Linked DNA regions of Homo sapiens: regions 1 and 2 are each linked to region 3. A link is a contact called in ENCODE Hi-C or POLR2A ChIA-PET data. All regions are on one chromosome and are shown on one strand. The core of a region is the stretch at or near the end of the contact, and the rest is flanking DNA. Distances in the headings are between cores, read along the strand shown. Region 1 overlaps TBC1D16 (TBC1 domain family member 16). Region 2 overlaps TBC1D16 (TBC1 domain family member 16). Region 3 has its middle 14 kb from the start of CBX4.

Region 1 (4,082 bases), core at 161-2,660, 85 kb after region 3:
CAGAATGGGGTGCATTTTACAGAAGAGTCACAGAGAGGCTCGCCCTCGGCGGAGGACACACAGCTGGGTGGGCGTGTGGGAGTGCAGGTGTGCTGACTCCGAACCAAGGGAGAGCTCTCCGTCCTGAGCTCGCTGCCCCTCACGATGCACACGGCTGATGGCTGAGGTCAGCGGTCTCTTCCCTGAGTGGCAGGTGTGGTCCCTGGGACTTCATAAACCATCCTCATGACAGTTTTACACTTAGAGTCCCCAATGCACTCCCAGGAGGTGGCCTGGGCAGGCAGGCATCATTATTCTCATGTTACAGGTGAGGAAACTGAGGCTGAAGGAGGCAGAAGGCCACATACCCGGGGAGAATCGCAGGCAGCAGGGGCCAGGCCCCTTCCACAGCACTGCCTCTCACCCTTCTCCCGACCAACCCCCAAGGGCATGCCTCTGGCTTCATGAACCTTCGGGGGAAATTAGCTTTCTAGTTTGGGGGCGGTTCCCTCTGACTGGAGACAGGACAGAATGCTTTCACACCCAGGAACGGCCGTGCAGCCTGGCTTAGAAACAAGGGACGAAGTGGATCCTGAGGCTCATTCCCTGGGGACTCCAAGAATGGGGCAGGCCCAGCTGCGCAGCCAGTCCTGGCTCCACTGACTTAGGCTGCACCCCTGCACATATGTGTGTGTGTGTGTGCATGCGTGCGTGTGTGCATGTGCGTGTGTGTGTGTGTGTGTGTGTGTGTGTGTGCGCATTTTCCCAGGGGACCTCTCCTCCTTCCTCTGAGGCAAAGTGGCCTGCAGGGGCCCCTGCAGAGCATACAGGGAGGTGCTTCCTTCCCTCTGCCCAGCGAGCAAAGGGTGGAGCCTTGGCACCCCCAGCAACCCCCTCCAAGGGTGGAGCCTTGGCACCCCCAGCCCCCACCCCGCAAGGGAAAGGGGAAGCTGCACGAGGAGCAAGATTTCATTCCCCAGAGGGCACAGCTTGGGCAGATTCCCATCATCTAGGGGCTGTGCCCCACATCTATTTCTGCCAAACAAGAAGCAGACGAGGGGGCTCAGGGGGGCGGGCCTCACAGGAACGGAAGCACCACCCCACCTCTATTCCCTGTGGCCTCCAAAAGAGCTGGGCAACCTCTGCCAGCCACTACCCCTTAGCCCAAGGGGAGTCCTCATTCCAGAGCCAGCATCTTCATCTTGTCCTGATGCCCTGCCCACCCCCGCCGAGCTTCACACTGGGCTGCTATGGAAAACTGAAAGGTCAGAGGGTGGAGGTCCTCTCCCTCCTGGACATGGAAACCTCCCCCTGCCTGGCACTTCGGCTGGTCAGGAACAGTGGCTGCTCATGGAGCTGCCCTCCCACCTTCAGACCCTCCTCCTCCCCCGCAGGGGTGGGCTGGGGCCCTCCCTCCCTCTGTACTTGATCCATGACTTGTGAGTTCTGAGTCCTCAGGGCCGAGACTTGAGTCAGAACCTTCTGGAGCAGTACGCATTTCCCCTCTGCACCTGGTGAGGACACCAGGCTCCTCGCTTCCTCCCCAGATCTCTGAGTGCTCACCCGACCCCCCAACCCTGGCGGGACCTTCCAGGGCTGGCAAGCATCGAGCCTGACCACGTTGCCTCTTGGGTGCCAGCACGCCCACATCAAAGGTGTCCCCTCTTCCCAGAGGCCCTGAGCAACATCGGGCGACGCTGTCAGCAGACATTAGCAGCAGAGCTGCACCACGCATCAACTTTTAAGTATGCGCACACACGTACGCCAGCCAATAACATTAAGTGTCATTTTAAAAAATGGGTTAAATAAGCAGCATTGCTGAGGATGGCCGTGCAGGGCTGATTATCCCCTATTTGCACGTTCTGGCGGTGGGAAGGCTAGAAGTCTAATGACTGAATTATCGCCCTAATGCCTCTCGCTGGCTGGGAATAATCCCGGGGCAACAGCTGCCGCGGGGTTTTTGGCTGGTTTCCTCTAATTGCATCCAGATTAAGGGAGTTGTGGAGGGGCGGGGCTTCTCCATCCCCCGCGGAGCAGCGTCTCCTCCGCCAAGCCCTGAACACCCAGCTCATGGCTTCCGAGGTCCTGGCTGGTCCGAGAGGTGCAGACCTCACTGGGGTCCGGGCCAGCCCATGGGGAGCGTGAGGTGCGAGCAGTGCACGGTGGGGGTGGCACTTGGTGCAGAGATGCAGCTGATTGGTCCGGGTCAGGTCTTGGGGAGCAGCAGGGGTGAGAAGCTGTAGGGCCAGGAGACTCAGAAGGAATGCCTTCTACTAGGACCTTCCCAAGTGAGGGGAGCCCTGGACCTGTCTATCCTCTTCCTCCCTCCCAAACACAGCGGTTCAAAGGCACGAGGTATCTAGTGAAATGCTAGGACCAGGGACGCTATTCCCCTGGAGCAGGCGGGTGGGGAAGGAGTGCTCCAAAGCAGGCATTATTAGGACACAGACTCTCCAGAGTCCCAGTTGTTTAGCCCTCCAAATTCTCAGCCTACTGCCACCCGACTGTGCAGAGCGGACAATAAAGTGGCAGGCCTGTCCCCCACCCCTTAATGCTGAGCCCAGCCACGTGACTTGCTGTGGCCAAGGGGAGAGCTGCAGGTGTGGTGTCCACCAAGGCTTGGAAAGGCACTTGCTGTCTCTCCCTCCGTGCCTTTGGCTGTGCCATGGCTGGCCTGCAGGAGGGATGCAAGAGACCACAGAGCAGGGCCAGGTCCGACCTCTGCACCATGAGCATCCCCTGGGACTTAACAACCCACTGGCCCTAAACAAACAAGCCCAGCCTAGACCAGAAGAATCACCCTGCCCAGACTGCTGACTCCTGCCCTAGATCAGTGCTGACTGTTGCAGGCCACCGAGTGTTGGCGGATTTGTTACACAGTATTGCTGTGGCAATGGATATAACTGGTTTCTAGCGGAGGGTCAGGGCAGAAGCTCCAGCCACCTCCCTAGCCCAGAAAGGCAACCCTCTCTTCCCAGAAGCAACATGGATGAGAAGCCCACCCCATTCCCACCACAGGATCCCCCACTGCTAGACAGCAATGGTCGGTACCCCAGGATCTGGGCACTGATGGGGCTCCAGGACGGTCTCCTCAAAAGGCTCTTAGGCAGACAGACCTGGGAACTTGGAAGTACCTGCTGGACGACCTGGGTTCATGGAGAAAAGAGAAGCCGAGAAGGTGGAGGAGGCCGGTAAGTGGTGACCTCCGCTTTCCTGCTGAGGAACACTGCTTTGAAGTGGCATGGCCCAGCAGTGCCCACCCTCCAGGGAGAAAAGCTTTGAGTGGGAAGAAGCCTTCTATCCTGGTCCCCATGATGGTTCTCAGCACATCAAGGGTTTTTCTCCCCAGAAGGACGCGATGGAGGATTTCAGGAGGGATTTGGTCTCCTCGCTCAAGGAGTGGCTTTCTGTGCAAATGGCTCGACACTTCTAAGCTGGCTGGGAGTTCTCACAGCATAGATCGCACACCCTTTTCTGTCCATCTCTAAATCCCAGAAGGAGCAACTGATACACAATCTTTTGGAAGAGGGAGAGTCTGTTGGGAAGACCTCATTCCCACATAGAAGGCAGAGAGCCCTGAGTGCTGGCTCCTTCACTGTGGTCGCTCTCACGTCCGACCACCTGAGAAGCTGACTTACATATCTGAGTTCACAGGTCCTGAAGGGAAGTGGAAGAGTCTAACTATTTCCAGGTGTCCTTGTCTTGGTTGGTCAGCTAATACACTACCACGTCCCTGGGACAAAGCAGATCATTGTCAGAGGATCTTGCAAACACAAACACGCACGCACGTGTGCATGCATGCATGCACGCAGGGACACACGCACACATCGACCCATTCAAGCCCCAGCTGGTTGCTGTATTTGGTGGAGTTGACCTTAAACAACGCCAAGGAACCTCACGTAGAAGACCCCCAGCAAAGAAAAAGGCATCAGATGCTTCTCCAACAGCCTGAGGCTCAGGCTCCTGGGCAGACAGTTCCCTTCGTGTACCAGGAGGACGAAATGTTTAAACGGATAAACATTACAAGCGCCAGCTCCTCAAGCCTGACTGCTCTTCCGCCTCTCTATCCCCACATCGGTTGGGCTTTTTATCTTTTGCTTTTC
Region 2 (4,352 bases), core at 54-2,553, 130 kb after region 3:
CTGAAGCCTCTTCCGTTGACAGTGCCTTTCCATTCATCTGAAACAAACTCTGAAGGACTCCTCTCTATGGAATCGGTCCCCAGAGGTGGAGGCTGCTGCTCCATCCCAGCCCCTCTCATCCCATCCTCTCCTGCTTCACGCAGCCCAGGTGAGGCCTGCCCTGCAGAAGGCTACAGGGAACACGGGATGGGGCAGTTTCTACCTGCCTGCTGAGCTGCTCTGGTGACTTAAAACAAAAGTGTCAGGAGCCTCTGGCAGGAGGAAGGGAGGAATAAAATCCAGCATTCAACCCAAGCATCTCTGTTGCCCATGAATTCATCCTTTTCAGTGATCCGTCCACCAGAATATCCTACTTTGCCTGGGTCATTTCACGCCTTCCCCAACGAGGCGAACCCCAGCCCAACGTCCAAAGCTTTCCTGAAGCCCCACTGCCTCCACCACCCTCAGTAAGCGAAGAGAAGGGAAGATGCATGGAGCCCCGCCCCATCCCAGAGACGGCCCGGTGCACAGGGACGTGCAGGTCACACAGATTACAAGGCTGAGGAGGGGATGGGATGGGAAGGGGTCCGTGTGGAGCAGCAGCCTCCACCTCCGGGTCTCTGACTCCAACGAGGCAGAGACCACCTTCCCTGACGCCTCATCCCTCCACCTGGCCCCTTCCCAGCATCTGCAACCCACTGGTGTGTCTTGGTCCCCCAGGCAAGGGTGATGTCTCAGCCATCTCTGCAACCCTTGCCCCACAGGGCCTGGCACGCAGCAGGATGGGGGTGACGGAGGAGAGAGAGCTCTCCGCACCTTCCTTCCCCCACCTGTGAGACGGCGATGAGTTGGCTGGACGCTACGATCTCTAGGAACCCCATTAGGCTCTAAAATCCTGGCAGTTTCTAAAATGCACAGTAAGCTAACTGTTCCCAGCAAAACTGAAGCACGTCTGGCATAATTAGCATCACACACACATGTGCACACGGCGGTACTGGACTCATCCAGCCGAGAGGCTGGACTCTGCCAGCTTCCCGCTGACCACAGAGGCAGCCAGACCCAGCTCTGGAGTCTGCTCGCAGAGCCCAGCCGGCTGTGCACGGGAGGGCGATTGATGCGGCTGCCAGTTCGAAGAGGCAGAGCAATAAAGCCTCGGCGACTGCGGTGCCTTCTGCTGCCGGGGTGGGACCCCTAAGCTTTTCAGAGGCCTGGATGCTGAGGGGGGCCCACGGGAAGCTGGCTCTATTAGGCTCAAGCTGCCATTTCTGACATAAGTGGCAATGTTAAGTGATGGGCGCACAGCCGGCCGGATTCTGCCATCCCAGGCCTAGAACCTGCCCCATGGTCACGGTCGAGCTCGGGAGCGCCGACATCCCGCATGCACCGAGACAGCCTGGCTTTTCCAGCCAGAGGGACTGGGAGCAGCAAGGCCGGAAAATACAGGGCCAAGCGGGGCGGGGATGAATCGCAGCTCCTCGCGGCATGGGCGGCACACTCCCAGAGCCAGAGCTGCTGGGAACTGGGAAGGCAGGGTCTCCGCTCCGGCGATTAACTCTGCCGATCTGCAACATCACGGCTAATTAGGGAAGGTGTAAATCACTGGGAGGAAGCGGGCAGGCACATCCTTCAGGTTGATTACCAGCACGGTTTAGGAAAAGATAACCAGGCCCGGCCTTTCTTCTGTTCCTTTGCCAGCCGTGGGGGCGGGGTGGGGGCCGTGGCGGGCGGGCAACAATCCGCGGCAGGTAGGAGGAGAGAATGTACCAGGCCTTTGAGTGCTGTTTCTGTTTTAATTTTTTCTTAGTCATATGGAGTGACCTTGTGGATTTCCCAGGGAAATTAAGAAAAATTCCACTGAACAGATCTCACAGCTGTTACGAGTTTCTGAGCTTCCGTGGGTCCCGTGCATTTACGACTGTGACGACTTAGACTCAGGACGTGCACGTGATGCCGTACTGGGCTTTTTCCATTCAGCGTGATTACACGGTGTTATTCATTAAGGGCTGGAGACTCTGATGGCAGGAATCATTTGTTTTTCTTTTTCCCTTAAGGCATTTGCAAATATGCTTGGAGGCAAAGGGACGCTGGGTACATCTAATAAATAAAGCAAAATAATTAATAGCTCAAGCAGTCTAGAGACCACTCCCAGTTGCTCCTGAACCAGGCTTTTGAGAGCCAATCGTTCTGTTTTCATTCCCTCTCGACTTCGTCCTTGAAATACACATTACTGGGAAGAAAACAGCCAAGAGATTTTTCTGAACCCAAAAAGAATGTTTATTTTTTTTCCCCTAGATTTTATAGGAGCTTAACGTGGGCAAACCAATGAGATGATTCTAAACCAAAGCGCCCTCGTGGGCTCCACGCTCTCAGCCTGTCCATCAGCAGCACACCTGGGAGATTCTGCCCAACCTAGGGAAAGGAGGAGCCATAGGAGCTGGGCAGGGAAGGCCAGAGCACACACGCTCCGGGGACGCACACCCACGCCTAGAGCACACACGCTCCGGGGATGCACACCCACGCCCAGAGCACACGCGCTCCGGGGACGCACACCCACGCCCAGAGCACACACGCTCCAGGGATGCACACCCACGCCCTGGACCCCAGCAGAGGGATCAAGGGCTCAGGCATCCCCAGTGCCGCCAATCACGTGGCCCTCTCGAGGTGAAGCTGCGACACTGTGTGGAAACCCAGGGGAGATGGGAGAGGCCTGAAGCGGGAGGCGGGAGGACCGCATAGCTGCAAATGCATCTGGGCGTGAAGACGTCCCTGTGTCATCTCTGCAGGACCAAACAGTCAATTAGTATCCAAATACTTTTAGGGGACAGAAAGACGCTCACGGTTCCTGTCGCAGGTCCAGGTTATTCGGTGCCATAAAAAGGCACACGTCGACCTTCACTGTTTCCTGCAAACACAGCTGGGACATCAGCCCGGAAAGGAATGTAACCTGTCAGGCCGCAAATCCCACGGTTCTCACTAGGAGCAGGAAAGGACCCTGGTCTCCCTTCACATCCACCAAAAGCTCACCCTGACTAGAGAACCAAGCAGAGACTGAGGCCAGAGAATAACCAAGTAGCAAGGAGGGGAGGGGTCTTCACAGACAGAGGCCTTGCTATGGGTGGGCTCTGGCTTCCAGGTGGTGGGCTCTGCGGGCCAGAGCTTGGGGCGCAGGAGGCCAAGGTCCAGGTCCCAGACACATCCATTATGGCCAAACACAAGAAGCCCTCAGGCCTGCCCAACACGGCTGTGGGCACCGGTGCCTCCCCAGACCCTCTGGGCAGCCCATCCTTGCACCTGGAGGAGCAGCTCACCGTGCCGTGGAGGGTGGCCGCGAGGTTCATCTGGGCCTCCGAGCCTCCCAGCGCATCCCACTGCTCTGCAGAAACAGAATAATCACCACCCAGGCTGGTGGCTTCCCAACTTTTCCGTGACGTTCCCCTAGGCAATTTAAAAATGGAGTGAATACTGATAATAATTTGACTAAATTTAGGTGTTCCCCTTAGGCATCTGATTAAATTTCATGAACTCTTTTTCAGGCTTGCAGCCCAAATTCCCCTTCTCTCTTGGCTTCACGGCACGGGCTTCTTGACCACCATGTAGGGTCAGCAAATTCCGCCTAACAAGCCGGAGCTTTCCTTCCTTCCCGGAGGAACAAGACACTAAGAAGAGGTTCCCAGGGGAACATGCAGTGGGAGTCTGGGCCGCTACGTTGTGGGGTGGTGTAACCAGGGTTTGTCCAGAAAAAGACACAGAACCCGCAGGCCCTGGAGGACCCTGAAGATCACCAGGCCCAGTCTGTTCCTCTCCCTAACCAGGACACTGTGGTGCAGACAGTGTAGGGACTGGCGAAGAGACACAGTGGGTGGCAGGAACGGGGAACAGAAAGCCAGAACCTTCTAGATTCTGAGCTGCTGGGCTTTGTGACATCCCACATGGCTTGGTCCCGCCTTTCAGCCCCCCAGGGTTCACTCGAACCGCCTCCGCGCACCCCAACAGCAGAGACGTAACGTGCAGGACTGACTGGTGCTTCCCAAAAATCTTCTCGGACTCAGTGGCACACCTGGGACTGCCCGAATCTGTGCCCTGGTCCCCGTTACTGTTCCTGCAGGCTGGAAGGGGAGCCTGTGAGTTGAGCCAGAGCTGACCGGGAGCTGCTGGGACCATGGCTAGGGGTTGTGACGTGACCTGGGCCCCGGGAGGCCCTGAGGGAACTGGTGGGTACTCTCCAGCACCCCAACCCCAAAGGGCAAACAGTCATGATACCAATCACCAACATCCTTTGATAAGACCTTGGCTACTCATTTATATTCATTTAAATTCCATCCACACACTTGTCACAGCAAAGCTGAATTCTGTATCTAGCCCCTCGTGGCAGC
Region 3 (3,885 bases), core at 180-2,679:
TGTTTCCAGCCTGCATCTCCTGTTGGAACATAAGAGCTGCAAGCGTCGGGGCGTGTCCACACCCTTGTCCGACGTGTCCCTGGCATCTGGCACAGTGCCCAGCACGTACCTGTCAGATGAATGTTGAATTAATAGGATTTGTGTGAGGACCGAGTGAGCTCACACAGCCAGATGAAGCTGGTCCACCCGTACGGGCTGGCAAGAGCCGTTGGCCACATTCTCAGACATTTTGTGAACCCGTTGTTGAACCCAGCCATGATTACAAATTAAATGATTGGCATTTACAATTAAATTATGTAAAGAACAACAATAATAAATGCTCACTACTGACTCCTTCCTAGTGATTTCCTCAGATTCACATGTTCCCGGGTTCTTTGTGTCCCCTGTGTGTGGTGGAAAACGCCACGCAGGGGCAGCTGCTGCTGCACATCTCGGCCCAATTCTGCCTTCAGCGCTGTCCTAATGGTAGCTTGAAGCCAGCTATGGCTGGAGCTTTTACTCAACAGAAATTGGTAAACACGACAAATCGTGACTTGATTTTTTCTTTTGTTGATTGTCTATACTTTAGAAAGTGATAGAAAAAAAAAAAAGAAAGTGATGAAAAAGTGTTAATCATGCAGATTAAACTTAAAAGTGTGTCCTGTTGGCTGGGCACGATGGCTCACGCCTGCAATCCCAGCACTTTGGGAGGCCAAGGCGGGCAGATCACTTGAGGTCAGGAGTTCGAGACCAGCCTGGTCAACATGGTGAAACCCCGTCTCTACTACAAATACAAAAATTAGCCGGGTGTGGTAGCGTGGTAGCGGGCGCCTGTAATCCCAGCTACTCAGGAGGCTGAGGCAGGAGAATTGCTTGAACCCAGGAGGCGGAGGTTGCAGTGAGCCCAGATTGCACCACTGCACTCCAGCCTGGGTGACAATAGCGAGACTCCATCTCAAAAAACAAAACAAAACAAACAAAAAAGTGTGTCCTGTTTGTAGCCATTATGTTCTTTTGTTCCTTCTTTTCTTCTTCTTCTTCTTTTTTTCTTTTTTTTTTTTATACAGGGTCTCACTGTGTCACCCAGGCTGGAGGGCAGCGGCAAAATTTTGGCTCACTGTGATCTGCAACTCTCGGGCTCAAGCAATCCTCCCACCTCAGCCTCCCAATTAGCTGGGACTACAAGCGTGCACTTCCATGCCTGGCTAATATTTTTGTATTTTTTAGTACAGACGGGTTTTTGCTGTGTTGTCCAGGCTGGTCTCAAACTCCTGGGCTCAAGTGATCCAGTGGCCTCGGTCTCTCAAAGTGGTGGGACTACAGGCATGAGCCACCACACCCAGCCCATTATGTTCCTAAGAGCACAGGAATGGAGGAAGTAGTATTAAAAAACTATTCCCTGATTTATGAAAGAAGTTCCTGACATCATTATGAACGAGAAGTTTGACCTATTCCTTCGTTGTTTCACTTTCGTTTTACTGGTTAACTTAAATGAAAATACCCACAGCCATTCAAGTCAGAACCACACTCATTTATCAAAGGCAAGCCTGGGCTGGCAACTGATCCCAGAGTTTGGCAAAAAAGCAACAAAAACCTTCTGTGAATCCATCAGTATATGGAGCTTACAATGAAGAGTATCTTCTATTTTATTATTTGTTTATTTATTTTATTTTATTTTTTTGAGATGGAGTTTCCCTCTTGCTGCCCAGGCTGGAGTGCAACGGTGTGATCTCAGCTCACTGCAACCTCTGCCTGCCAGGTTCAAGTGATTCTCCCGTCTCAGCCTCCTGAGTAGCTGGGAATACCGGCATATGCCACCATGCCTGGCTAATTTTGTATTGTTAGCAGAGACGGGGTTTCTCCGTGTTGGTCAGGCTGGTCTTGAACTCCTGACCTCAGGTGATCTGCCCGCCTCGGCCTCCCAAAGTGATGGGATTACAGCCGTGAGTCACCGTGACTGGCCTATTTTATTATTTGTGAATGGCGTGCTATGCATCCTTTATATCTGTAATATTTATTTATTTATGAAAAAAAAATATTTTAAGAACGGAGTCTCGCTCTGTCGCCCAGGCTGGAGTGCAGTGGTGCGATCTTTGTTCAGGGCATCCTCCACCTCCTGGGTTCAAGCGATTCTCCTGTCTCAGCCTCCCATTAGGTGGGATTACAGGCACTCACCACCATGCCTGGCTAATTTTTTGTATTTTTAGTAGAGATAGGGTTTCACCATATTGGCCAGGCTGGTCTCAAACTCCTGACCTTAAGTGATCCTCCCACCTTGGCCTCCCAAAGTGCTGGGATTACAGGTGTGAGCCACCGCGCCCTGCCTATCAGTAATATTTACAATAAATAAATAAATAAATAAATAAATATACATGCATGCATACATTTCTTTTTTTCAGAGAGCCAATTGTTAATGCTAAACATTTACTAGCATCTCATACAAGCACCAGCCCAGAGGAGGCATTTAGATTACTGTAAACAAATGAGAGATGTTTAATTAGGCAGGGCTGAGGGAATTAATTCAACTCCATAGATAGCCAACCCCAAAGAAGGCTAGGAGACAGGAGGCCTGACCAGGCCAAGGGCGCAAGTGGTAAGAACCAGGTGTCAGTAGGGCAGGGACCACAGCGTGTTCGACAGGGTCATGACGAAAGGTGCAGCCCAGTCCTGAGGATGGTGACCTTGGCCTTTTGGGACAGTATCTTTAGCTCATACTTCTGGGACAAGGTGTTCCTTCCTGTGGGCTGCACGCATGCCCAGAGCTCCAAGCCCCTAGGCATTGTCCAAAGGCTGAGGGCCACATGCCCCTGGACGCATGCCCCGTTATCCTTGGGGTTGCCTGATGCTGCTGCCTGCTCTCCATTCTCCCAGCTGTTTAGGGACTGACCATGTCTATGCTGCCACCATCTATATCTGCTCAACCCAAGGAGGGGCTGATCTAACCCTGGCCCTGACTCTCCTCTTGCTGCTGGGAAAGAATTGTCCTTTTTTAAGTTTATTTTTTAAGTGTGTTTGCAGAAAGCACGCTTTAGGTTTAGTGGTCAGGGAAGGCTCACTGAGGAAGGAGTGTGTGGCTTGTCATCTCTAGGTTGGGGAGGAGCTGGGACAGCAGGTGCCAAGGCCCTGAGGTAGGCACCTCCTGAGTGTGTTTGAGGACCAGAAGGAAGGCAGGAGCAGTGGGCAGCGTGGGCTGGGGGAGTGGGGTCAGATGGCAGACTGAAGAAGGAGGAAGGCAGTTTGCCTGAGTGTCTGTGACTCGGAGTTTGGACTTGAGTCTCATTGTTATGGCAAAGCTTTGGAGGTTTTAAGCAAGGAAGTGGGGGGACCAGATAACGGGGTCAGACCCAGACCCTGGGGCCACAGGGCAATTCCTGGGACTAGAGGAGGAGCTGTGGGATCAGCAGGGACTGGGGGTAGAGAGCCACCATGCCACTGCCCTCCCCAGAGGGCGTTCTCCTGCAACAGGTCAGCTTCTTCGAGGCAATGTAGAAGCAACATGTCTCCCTCAAAGGAGTGTGAATTTAAAGACTCGAAGGCCGAAGACGGAGATGCCGGCAGCCAGGTTGCATAGCTCTGTGTTCTGGCTGGGCCATTTATTCACTCTTTGACCTTGAGCAACTGATTTCACCCCCCTGTGCCTCAGTTTCTCCATCCTGAAATCGAGGCTCATGATGAAGTGGTTGGTGGTCACGGAGGTTAACTGGATTAATAGGCAAAGCACTTAGCACTGTATCCAGCGAGAGTGAGTGCACAACACATGGAAGCTATTACTGTTATTTTTATTGTTGTTATTATCGCTATTAGGACAGAGAAACACCCGGGGCAGCCAAGCCCAGGCCAGGATGCCTGAGCACACTGCCCTGTTGGCAGAGCGGGTGGGGATCCTGGACCAAGGCTCATGGGTTG

Evidence for each region. Hi-C counts contacts between places; a loop is a spot of excess contacts on that map. ChIA-PET counts read pairs that join two places held with the same protein, here RNA polymerase II (POLR2A). Pooled maps may share reads with other maps.
Region 1: a map with no recorded cell type shows a loop between it and region 3 (2.1-fold over the local background). The contact joins two enhancer-like sites. A Hi-C loop is called at or near these places in 10 of 168 maps with a recorded cell type or tissue (B cell, GM12878, HepG2 and 6 more), 6 of 37 single-sample maps with no recorded cell type and 11 of 50 pooled maps. POLR2A ChIA-PET finds 5 or more read pairs at or near these places in 10 of 52 experiments (Caco-2, H1, HepG2 and 5 more).
Region 2: a loop to region 3 is called in a map of K562, with 2.2 times the contacts of the local background. The contact joins two enhancer-like sites. A Hi-C loop is called at or near these places in 29 of 168 maps with a recorded cell type or tissue (A673, B cell, CD8-positive, alpha-beta T cell and 19 more), 14 of 37 single-sample maps with no recorded cell type and 23 of 50 pooled maps. POLR2A ChIA-PET finds 5 or more read pairs at or near these places in 10 of 52 experiments (A549, AG04450, Caco-2 and 7 more).

The regions. Positions count from the first base shown.
Region 1 is chr17:79,936,206-79,940,287 of GRCh38, forward strand. It overlaps TBC1D16 (TBC1 domain family member 16), which reads right to left. Exons shown (of 12, transcript NM_019020.4): 12 at 1-4,082. Among named protein-coding and RNA genes, the nearest start is that of LINC01979, 12 kb to the left of the region's middle. Within about 2 kb of position 1,411, at least 3 of the 41 ENCODE cell types and tissues checked have a DNase peak (open chromatin) inside an H3K27ac peak, as active enhancers do.
Region 2 is chr17:79,976,773-79,981,124 of GRCh38, forward strand. The region is part of intron 3 of TBC1D16 (TBC1 domain family member 16); the gene reads right to left. LOC124904073 (a long non-coding RNA gene) reads right to left here. Exons shown (of 2, transcript XR_007065930.1): 1 at 3,288-4,352; 2 at 2,230-2,756. Among named protein-coding and RNA genes, the nearest start is that of LINC01979, 52 kb to the left of the region's middle. RefSeq lists a silencer at 1,423-1,602. Within about 2 kb of position 1,304, at least 7 of the 41 ENCODE cell types and tissues checked have a DNase peak (open chromatin) inside an H3K27ac peak, as active enhancers do.
Region 3 is chr17:79,851,547-79,855,431 of GRCh38, forward strand. No RefSeq gene overlaps it. Among named protein-coding and RNA genes, the nearest start is that of CBX4, 14 kb to the left of the region's middle. Within about 2 kb of position 1,430, at least 7 of the 41 ENCODE cell types and tissues checked have a DNase peak (open chromatin) inside an H3K27ac peak, as active enhancers do.